Linked DNA regions of Homo sapiens: region 2 is linked to region 1. A link is an interaction called in ENCODE POLR2A ChIA-PET data of the cell type or tissue named here. Cell type or tissue: PC-3. All regions are shown on one strand. Links, peaks and the distances in the headings refer to the core of each region. The heading gives the core; the rest is flanking DNA. Region 1 overlaps NMNAT1 (nicotinamide nucleotide adenylyltransferase 1). Region 2 overlaps UBE4B (ubiquitination factor E4B).

What was found. ChIA-PET counts read pairs that join two places held together with the same protein. Peaks named below come from ENCODE experiments on the same cell type or tissue, not always from the same donor. Only the 100,000 strongest peaks of a DNase experiment are listed, where the experiment ranks them.
Region 2: POLR2A ChIA-PET joins it to region 1 with 10 read pairs; 2 of 35 experiments call an interaction of 5 or more read pairs at or near these places.

Annotation. Positions count from the first base shown.
Region 1 is chr1:9,970,486-9,975,843 of GRCh38, forward strand. It overlaps NMNAT1 (nicotinamide nucleotide adenylyltransferase 1), which reads left to right. Exons shown (of 5, transcript NM_022787.4): 2 at 1,533-1,703; 3 at 5,107-5,290. The coding sequence starts at 1,589. Among named protein-coding and RNA genes, the nearest start is that of MIR5697, 5.8 kb to the left of the region's middle. In PC-3, for the core only: no CTCF peak of the experiment used is centred there; no DNase peak of the experiment used is centred there.
Region 2 is chr1:10,072,280-10,077,659 of GRCh38, forward strand. All of the region lies in intron 2 of UBE4B (ubiquitination factor E4B), which reads left to right. Among named protein-coding and RNA genes, the nearest start is that of UBE4B, 42 kb to the left of the region's middle. In PC-3, for the core only: no CTCF peak of the experiment used is centred there; a DNase peak (open chromatin) is centred at 2,282; H3K27ac peaks cover 1,299 bases.

The DNA.
Region 1 (5,358 bases), core at 359-5,358:
AGATGAAGACCATCTAACATGATGAAACCCCGTCTCTACTAAAAATACAAAAAATTAGGCAGGTGTGGTGGCAGGCACCTGTAATCCCAGCTACTCGGGAGGCTGAGGCAGAAGAATGGTGTGAACCTGGGAGGCGGAGCTTGCAGTGAGCTGAGATCGCGCCAATGCACTCCAGCCTGGGCAACAGAGTGAGACTCCCGTCTCAAAAAAAAAAAAAAGAAATTTTAATAAAAACCTAAAATTGGATGCCTTATGTTACTTCATTAGGGTTATGGAAGGATCAGTGGAATAACTGATATGAAAAAGAGGTTTGTAAATTATATTCTATTATTTAGTGGAAAGTTATGATGTTACTATCATGTTGACTAAAAGGCAAAAATGCTGTATTTGGTAGATGATAATATTGTTGTATTAATTAACTGTGGCCACAATAGTGCAATCACAAAACTTGAGTGACATATGATAATGAACACTAATTTTTTGTTTTTGAGACTAGGGTCAGCTTGTTGGCTTGACGATCTGAGCCAGGTTTGGTTGATCTCACTTGGGTTTGCTTATGTGTCTGAGCAGATGGACTGTAGTTGGCTGGTCGGGGATGGCTATGTTCCCCACATGTGGGGTGGTTGTCTATCAGTGGGAGCATCGGTGCTCTCCCACATGTTCTGGCATCCTCCACACTAACACTTGTGCCACATTCTTTTGCCCAAAGCAAGTCAAAAAATGTGGAGAAGTCACTTCCATCTCTTCATGGTAGAAGTTGCAGATTCACATTGAAAAGGAGGGATGGAGATGTGGAAACATTTTTAGAGTTAGCATAATGATTGAAGCCAATTTTTTTTTTCTTTTTGAGATGGAGTCTCTCTCTGTCGCCAGGCTGGAGTGCAGTGGCACAGTCTCGGCTCACTGCAACCTCCGCCTCCTGGGTTCAAGTGATTCTCCTGCCTCAGCCTCCCAAGTAGCTGGGATTACAGGTGCCTGTCACCACACCCAGCTAATTTTTGTATTTTTTGTAAAGACGAGGTTTTACCATGTTGGCCAGGATGGTCTTGATCTCTTGACCTCATGATCCACCCGCCCCAGCCTCCCAAAGTGCTGGGATTACATGTGTGAGCCACCACGCCCAGCCAAAGCCAAATACTTTTAATCCATCTATTGGGAATGAGAATGTGGAAGGACATCAAAAGACCTATAACTGGGCTGGGCGTGGTGACTCATGCTTGTAATCCCAGCACTTTGAGAGACTGAGGTGGAAGGGTTGCTTGAGACCAGTAGTCTGAGAGCAGCCTGGGCAACATAGCAAGACCCCCATCTCTACAAAAATTAGTCTTTAAAATAATTAGCCAGCCTATTGGTATGTGCCTGTGTTCCCAGCTACTTGAGAGGCTGAGGTGGGAGCATCACTTGAGCCCAGAAGTTTGAGGGTGCAGTCAGCTGTGGTTGCATCACTACACTCTAGCCAGGGTGGCAGAGCAAGACCTTATCTTAGGGAAAAAAAAATGCATAACTGAATTTATTTTCTTTTTCCTTTGTAGACAACAAGGGAGGTGTCACAGTTTTCCATTTAGATCAACAACTTCAAGTTCTTACCATGGAAAATTCCGAGAAGACTGAAGTGGTTCTCCTTGCTTGTGGTTCATTCAATCCCATCACCAACATGCACCTCAGGTTGTTTGAGCTGGCCAAGGACTACATGAATGGAACAGGTAGGAGCAGTAACCAAAAGTGGCTTAAGACTAGAGAACCAGCCGGGTGCAGTGGCTCACACCTGCAATCCCAGCATTTTGGGAGGCTGAGACGGGCAGATCACAAGGTCAAGAGATCGAGACCATCCTAGCCAACATGGTAAAACCCTGTCTCTACTAAAAAATACGAAAATTCACTGTGCCTGTAGTCCTAGCTACTCGGGAGGCTGAGGCAGTAGAATCGCTTGAACCCGGGAGGCGGAGGTTGCAGTGAGCTGAGATTGCTGCACTGCACTCCAGCCTGGAGACAGAGCAAGACACCATCTCAAAAAAAAAAAAAAATACTAGAGAACCGGCATGACTGGGTCTGTTTCAGAATACACATTTCATTGACTGGGCACAAACATGCTGTCCTGCTCCCTTGTACAGTGAATTCTTAGCCAAAAAAGAGGGTGAAGTATGAGGGAAGAATTGAGCATCTGGCTATGGCCTGTAGAATAGAAAATACAGCCAGGTACAGTGGCTCACACCTGTAATCCCAGTGCTTTGGGAGGCCGAGGTGGGAGGATCACTTGAGGCCAGGAGTTTGAGACCAACCTGGGAAACAGAGAGAGACCTCATCTCTACAAAAAAAATTGTAAACATTAGCCAGGTATGGTGGCATGTGCCTGTGGTCCCAGCTACTCAGGAGACTGAAGTAGGAGGATTGCTTGAGCCCGGGAGGTCTAGGCTACCGTGAGCCATGATTGCACCTTTGCCCACCAGCCTGGACATCAGAGCAAGACCCTGACCACCCCTCCCCAAAAAAAGGAATTTGATTCTGTCATGCCTGTGCTTAATCTTCTTTAGGAGTTTCCCATTACTTAAGGCAAAAAGCGAAAGCTTGTACTTTAGCATACATAAAACCTCTAGGATCAGGCACAGCTTTTTAAAAGTTTTCTTTTTTCTTTCTTTCTTTCTTTTTTTTGAGATGGACTTCACTCTTGTTGCCCAGGCTGGAGTGCAGTGGCGCGATCTCGGCTCACTGCAACCTCCACCTCCTGGGTTCAAGCAATTCTCCTGCCTCACCCTCCTGAGTAGCTGGGATTACAGGAATGTGCCACCACGCCCGGCTAATTTTTTATATTTTTAGTAGCGACGGGGTTTCTCCATGTTGGTCAGGCTGGTCTCAAACTCCCAACCTCAGGCTTCCCAAAGTGCTGGGATCACAGGCATGAGCTACCATACCCAGCTAAAAGTTTTCATAAACAATGCATGAGGCTGGGCGTGGTGGCTTACTCCTGGAATCCCAGCACTTTGGGAGGCCAAGGCAGGCAGATCACAAGGTCAGGAGATTGAGACCATCCTGGCTAACACGGTGAAACCCCATCTCTACTAAAAATACAAAAAAATTAGCCGGGCATGGTGGCGGGTGCCTGTAGTCCCAGCTACTTGGGAGGCTGAGGCAGGAGGATGGCGTGAACCTGGGAGGCGGAGCTTGCAGTGAGCCAAGATGTCGCCACTGCACTCCAGCCTGGGTGACAGAGCGAGACTCCATCTCAAAAAAAAAAAAAAAAAAAAAAAAATGCATGAATAGGCTGGGCGTGGTGGCACATACCTGTAATCCCAGCACTTCGAGAGGCAGAAGGGGCAGATTACCTGAGGTCAGGAGTTTGAGATCAGCCTGGCCAATGTGGCGAAACCTTGACTCTACAGAGTCTCGCTCTGTCGCCCAGGCTGGAGTGCAGTGGCACAGTCTTGGCTCACTGCAACCTCCACCTCCTGGATTCAAGCGATTCTTTTGCCTCAGCCTCCCCTGTAACTGGGATTACAGGCACACAGCACCATGCCCGGCCCATTTTTGTATTTTTAGTAGAAATGGGGTTTCACCATGTTGACCAGGCTGCTCTTGAACTCCTGTTCTCAAGTGATCCTCCCACGTCGGCCTCCCAAAGTGCTGGAATTACAGGCATGAGCCACCATAACATAGCATAACCATAACAGTTTCATGTGTATCCTTCCACTCTTCTTTGTATGAATTTATATGCAAACATTTGTGTGTATACACAGATTTTTTTTTTTTTTTGTGGAAATGGTTCTCACTCTGTCACCCTGGCTGGGCAGGCTGGAGTACAGTGGCATGATCACAGCTCACTGCAGCCTTTACCTCCCGGACTCAAGTGAGCTGCCTGCCTCAGGCTCCTGAGTAGCTGTGACTACAGGCATGCCACCACATCTGGCTAATTTTTTTTTTTTTTTGGAGACAGAGTCTTGCTCTGTCGCTCAGGCTGGAGTGCAGTGGCATGATCTCAGCTCACTGCAAACTCCGCCTCCCAGGCTCACACCATTCTCCTGCCTCAGCCTCCGGAGTAGCTGGGATTACAGGTGCCCGCCACCATGCCTGGCTAATTTTTTGTATTTTTAGTAGAGACAGGGTTTCACCGTGTTAGCCAGGATGGTCTTGATCTCCTGACCTCGTGATCCACCCGCCTCGAACTCCCAAAGTGCTGGGATTACAGGAGTGAGCCACCGCGCCTGGCCTAATTTTTTAATTTTTTGTAGAAACTGGGTCCCACTGTTTTGCCCATGTTGGTGTTGAGCTCCTGGGCTCAAGTGATTCTCCTGCCTTGGTCTCCCAAAACACTGGGATAACAGGTGTGAGCCACCACACCTGGCCTCGATTTTTTTGTTACATAAATGATCATATAATATGCTGATAGGTAGATGGATGGATGGATGCTAAAGCTCACTATTTGCCTATGACATTGAGAAATGGGCTTTTGCATACATCTAGGTGGACAATACAAATTAAGGCTTTTTACAAAGTAATTTGGCAATATCAATAGAAATTTAACTGTATAGGGGAATGAGGTGAAGTACAGAGTGTCAGTTGGGGAAGATGAGAAAATTCTGGAGATAGATAGGAGCGATGGTTGCACAACAGCATGTTTGCAGTTAATATCATAGAACTGTACGCTTGGGTATATTTTACCATAATTTCAGTCAGTTAATTGATCAGCTAATAAGCTGGAATCCCTAAAGAAAGAGAATCTGTGATTATAAAACAATATTGGCCAGGTGTGGTGACTCATGCCTGTAGTCCCAGCACTTTGGGAGGCTGAGGCAGGCAGATCACTTGAGGTCAGGAGTTGGAGACCAGCTTGGCTAACATGGTAAAAACCCCATCTCTACTAAAAATACAAAAATTAACCAGCATGGTGGCATGCGCCCGTAATCCCAGCTACTCAGGAGTCTGACTCAGGAGAATTGCTTCAACCCAGGAGGCGGAGGTTGCAGTGAGCCGAGATCACTCCAGTGCGGCCTGGGGAACAGAGCAAGACTCTGTCTCAAAAAACAAAACAAAACAAATAATATTGATCGTAATATTTCCTGTGCATAAAGTCTAATTTGTTATACCTAGTGTGAAACCTAACTTTTTATCTAGGAAGGTACACAGTTGTCAAAGGCATCATCTCTCCTGTTGGTGATGCCTACAAGAAGAAAGGACTCATTCCTGCCTATCACCGGGTCATCATGGCAGAACTTGCTACCAAGAATTCTAAATGGGTGGAAGTTGATACATGGGAAAGTCTTCAGAAGGAGTGGAAAGAGACTCTGAAGGTGCTAAGGTATTTATGGTGTAATCAACTTTGTCAGTTCTGTGTAAATGGCTAAGCGGCTTATGTTTTTACCATGT
Region 2 (5,380 bases), core at 138-5,137, 100 kb after region 1:
TTGTGATGTTTCCAGAACAGATTAAAATGAAGCAGACATCAGCTCTTTAAAATCCTCCAAGCAGTAGTTTAAATATCATTGCAATGTGTTGTGTTATCGCTTTTTTTTTTATTGCAATCTGTTAAACCAATTGCTTTTCTTTCCATAACTTCCATCTTTTTTTTTTTCAAACAGGTTTAGGTATTATCTCTGATGACAAGATGATTAAGACTGAATTTGGTTCTGCTGATTTTATGAATTTGGTTGATGGTTTTAAGATAAAATAATCTGAAAATGCAAGATTAAAATAATGGTCAAAATGAACACCTCTAATTGCAGATTTCCTCGTCTTCATTCTGCATTGGCACAGAACTTTTTCTTTAACTTTTCAGAGGATAAAACTACCTGATAGGATGTTTAGAACTATCTCATTAAAAAGTAAAAGTTTATTTCTTTATAATAAATGAGCTGATGCTTGATATCCAGGACTGTCTTTGTTGGGAAATGATATTTCTCATACTGTGTATTTGAAAATATCTCTCTTTTGTCTGTGAACTTTTCTATCAAATATAGTATTATTGTCATATAATAATAATTACTATTTTATAATTAGGATTCTAGTTGCGTAAAGGGGGTGCTAAGAGAACTGCATTGATCATAATATCATCTAATAATTTGATAGCCTTCTGAATCATCTGTCTTCTTGATCTAGAATCGTGTCAATTAAAAGTATTTGCAGAGTTTTTGTTGCTGTACTTCTCGTTAGGTATCAGTGTAGACTATAGATATATATAAATGTTTATACCTAATGTGGTTCAACCAAAACATCTGTTAGTAATAAAGAAGATCCTTGCCTATAATGTTTCCTCTGTATGTCTCTGAGAAGCTCTGATGGTCTTCTGGTAGGATTGATGGGTTCAGGATTCCAAATGTGATTTTCCTTGGACACAGTACTGACAACAGTGCTCTTTGCCTCACCCTGGTCAGGCCATACCTGGAATGCTGGAATCTGTCCTGGAGAGAACCTCTCTCACTTTGTCTTACTTGCTTATTTAAACCAGGATCTTGGTTAAATCCCATTCCCCACCTACACTGGAATAAGGCTATAGAAAAACTCAGAACCATTTGAACTAATTGAAAACTTTTGAAATGTCTGTCTCATTTCGAATTCATGATTACATGGCTGGGTGTGGTTGCTCATGCCTGTAATCCCAGCACTTTGGGAAGCCAAGGTGGGTGGATCAGTTGAGGTCAGGAGTTTGAGATCAGCCTAGCCAACATGGTGAAAGCCCGTCTCACAAAAAAAATACAAAAAGCCGGGTGTGGTGCTACCTGCCTGTAATTCCAACTACAAGAGAGGCTGAGGCATGAGAATTGCTTAAACCCGGGAGGTGGAGGTTGCAATGAGCCAAGATTGCGCTACTGCACTCCAACCTGGTGATGGCGTGAGATTCTGTCTCAAAAACAACAACAACAACAACAACAACATCAAATTCATGATCACAAACTCGGGTAGACCCTTGATACTGGCAGGCTGTTGCACCATGCTTCCCAGTTCACTCACTCTGCTGATCTGTTTCATACCTTCTCGAGTGTGCAGTACCTCATTCTCCATGCTCACTCTCTCAGCTAGTGGCCTGGCTTCCCATTTCTTTCTTTCTATTTTTTTTTTTTTTTTTTTTTTTTGGAGATGAGGTCTCACTGGGTTGCCCAGGCTGGAGCATGGTGGCTGTTCATAGGCGTGATCCTAGTGCACTACAGCTTAAAACTCCCAGGCTCAGATGATCCGTCTGCTTCAGTCTCTCATGTAGCTGGGACTATAGGCATGTGCCACCACACCTAACTCTGGCCTCATATTTCATTGAGAAAACAGATGCAGGCAGAACCTAGGCAGGGAACCTCCATCAGCCTCAGTCATCACATCCATCTGCCTACCTGTATGTGCGCCTGGTTCTTGTTATGCACAAATTGTCCCTGCTGCTGTTGAAGCTTGGACCCTAGATCCCATCTCCCTTCAGTTACTCAGCCTTCACTCCAGCAGTTCCTTTCTCTCTCTTGCTTCATCAGATTTTCCATCTCATATGGCCTTTTTTTTTTTAACAGCCTATATAATGCCATTACTTTTCCCATCATGGGAATGAACAAAAGGAACTCTCTTGATCTAATTCCCCCTGCCAGCTTCTCCCCCACATCTCTGCACCAAAACCTTTGCAGCAGAACTTCCGGAATGAGTTGCCTGTCCTCTCCATCCCCTTCTGCCCTTGCACTCTTTGCTGAATCAACTGCAGTCAGGCGAGGGTTCCCGTGGTTGCTCTGTGGTTGCTCTGAGTCACTGTCTGGTCTGACCCATCAGCCTCATTAGACATGGCTTTCACCCACTTCTCCTGGAAACACGTTTTTCTTTTGGCTTCCAGAACAGCACATTCTCCTGGTTTTCATGCATTCTCTGTATCTGTTCCTTCTTCACTCTTTGCCTGGTTCCTTTTCATTTCCCTGACTTCTAAATGTTAGGATTCAAGGGCTCAATATTTAACCTCTTGTCCTTTCCATCCAGCTTTATTCTCTTACTGTTGTCATCCAGTGTCCTGGCTTTAATTACCCTCATTTGATGATTCCTAAGCTTTTATCTCCAACGTGGACCTGCTCCTTGAACCTCAGATTGACACATCCAGCGCTTTACCTGACATCTCTGCTTGGATGTCTAACAGGCATGTCACAGCTAGCATGCCCCAAATCAAGCTTTGCTGTTGCCTCACATTTTATCTTCTCCCAGGTTTCCATCTCAATAAATGACAATTCATGTTTTCTAGACCTGGATTGGCAAACTCTTTCTGTTAAGGGCCAGATAGTAAATATTTTTGGCTTTGGAGGCTGTGAGGTTAGAACTGTTTATCTCTGCTTCTGTAGCACAAAAGCAGCCATAGAACATATGTAAATGAGCAAGTGTAACTGTGTTCCAGTAAAACTTCACTTACAAAAACAGGCAGTAGCCCAGATTTGGCCTGTGGACTAGAGCTTGCTTGGCCCTGCTCTAGACCTGTCAGAAAACTAGAAGCAGACCAGATTCTCACCACCTGTTTCTTCTCATCACCTCCACCGCTATTACCCAGGTCCAAGGCACCAGCATCTCTTGCCTGGATTTCTGGAACAGCCTCCTAACTGGTCATCTCATGCCCACCCTTGCTTCACTTGAGTCTGTTCTCAGTGTAGAGCCAGAGGGGCCCCACTAAAGCATAAGTGCAACACTGTGTAACAGCCCATATGCTGTTATCACAAACTAACAGAAAGGCTTGGGCATTCCCTAAACGGTTAGTTCTTGCCCGGGTACCTCTATGCTAAGTAGTCCTGATTATGTTTCTCACATAGTCATCATTATTCATAATCACAAACAGTTGGATATTATTAGCCATACTTTGGTGGGTTGAATAAACAGATTTTCATGATTTCCTAAATAAGTGAAAAAACAAACAGAAAATCTCTCTTAAGACAGGTTACATCTATTCTCTGTTCAGGCCAGGTGCAGTGGCTCATGCCTGTAATCATAATACTTTGGGAAGCCAAGGTGGGAGGATCCCTTGAGCCTAGGAGTTCGAGACCAGCCTGGGCGACATAGCAAAACCCCGTCTCTACAAAAAATTAGCGGGGCGTGATGGTGCACACATGTAGTCCCAGTTACTCGGGAGGCTGAGGTGGGACGATTGCTTGAGCCCAGGAGGTGGAGGTTGCCGTGAGCTGTGATCACACCACTGCATTCCAGCCTGGGCAACAGAGCAAGACCCTGTCTCAAAAAAGAGAAAAAGAAATTTCAAGAAAATATGATAGCTGTCCGTTAAAGAGTTTAAAAAGCTGGCATGAGGAAGGTGATGGCTTGTGTTTATTTTCTGTGGTCCTGGAAGTTAGACATAGGTCTAATGGGTAGATTTATTATCCACCGAATGTGATTGAGAGATTTTTGTTCCAGACTCAAAAAGTGCTTCTTTCTTTCTTTCTTTTTTTTTTTTTTTTTGAGACAGTCTCACTCTGTTGCCTAGGCTGGAGTGCAATGACGTGATCTTGGCTCACTGTAACCTTTGTCTCCTGGTTTTAAGCAACTCTCCTGCCTCAGCCTCCTAAGTAGCTGGATTACAGGTGCCCACCACCATGCCTAGCTAATTTTTGTATTTTTAGTAGAGATGGGGTTTCGCCATGTTGGCCAGGCTGGTCTCGAACTCCTGACCTCAGGTGATCCACCTGCCTCGGCCTCCCAAAATGCTGAGATTACACACGTGAGCTACCACGCCTGGCCAAGAAGTGCTAACAGAGACAAACACTGGGTGGGGTGCCACCCATGGTAAAAAGTCCTTCATCCAGGAGTGCTTGGCAGCAGTCATTTGGTGGCCCTCTTAGTTGGGCTGTTTTCAGTTGCAAGTAACTAAAGCAAGGATTGAGAAGCTGTAGGGGGTCCTTCCACTTCCAGTTGCTTCTCCCATCTGCAGTCCCAGCCTTTTTTTTTTTTTTTTTTTTTTGAGATGGAGTTTCGCTCTTGTCACCCAGGCTGGAGTGCAATGGCATGATCTCGACTCTCTGTAACCTCCACCTTCTGGTTTCAAGCTATTCTCCTACCTCAGCCTCCCGATTAGCTGGGATTACAGGCGCCTGCCACCACGCCTGGCTAATTTTTGTATTTTTAGTATAGACTGGGTTTCACCACGTTGGCCAGGCTGGTCTCGAACTCCTGACCTCATGATCCTCCCGCCTCAGCCTCCCAAAGTGTTGGGATTACAGGTGTGAGCTGCCACACCCAGCCTAGTCCCAGCTTCTTGCAGTGCCATCTGCTTCTGTAGTTTCCTAGGGCTGCTGTAACAACCTATCAAAAACTTTTGAAGGCTTACAGCAGCAGTATTATTTTCTCACAGTTCTAGAGGCTAGAAGTCCAAAGCCAAGGTGTTGGTAGGGCGATGCCTCCCAATAAGGGGAGAATCCTTTCTTCTGCCTTCCGATAGTTGCTGGCAGTCCTTGGCATTTCTTGGCTTGTGGCAACATAACTCCAGTCTTCACGTCCGTCTTCACATGGCCATCTTCGTTCTGTGTGTGTCTGTGTCCAAATTTCCCTCTTATGACAGCCACTGGATTAGGGACCACCGTAATTGAGTATGAGCTTATTTTAACTTGCTTACGTCTGCTAAGACCCTCCTTGCAAACAGGAGTATTATTTCTTTGTTTTTGATCTGCATCTCCTCTTCCCTTTGAATGTAAGGTTAGGCAGGAGCCTTGCCAGTGTTGCTCATCCCCTTACCCCCAGCACCGTGCTTAGCACATGGCAAGCAGTCTGGAAATGCCAAGTGTTATGTGGCTAAATGAATGAAAGAAATATTTCTTGTTGGAAATGTTAGAAGCGAAGTAAGATTTGAGTTCTTTTGAA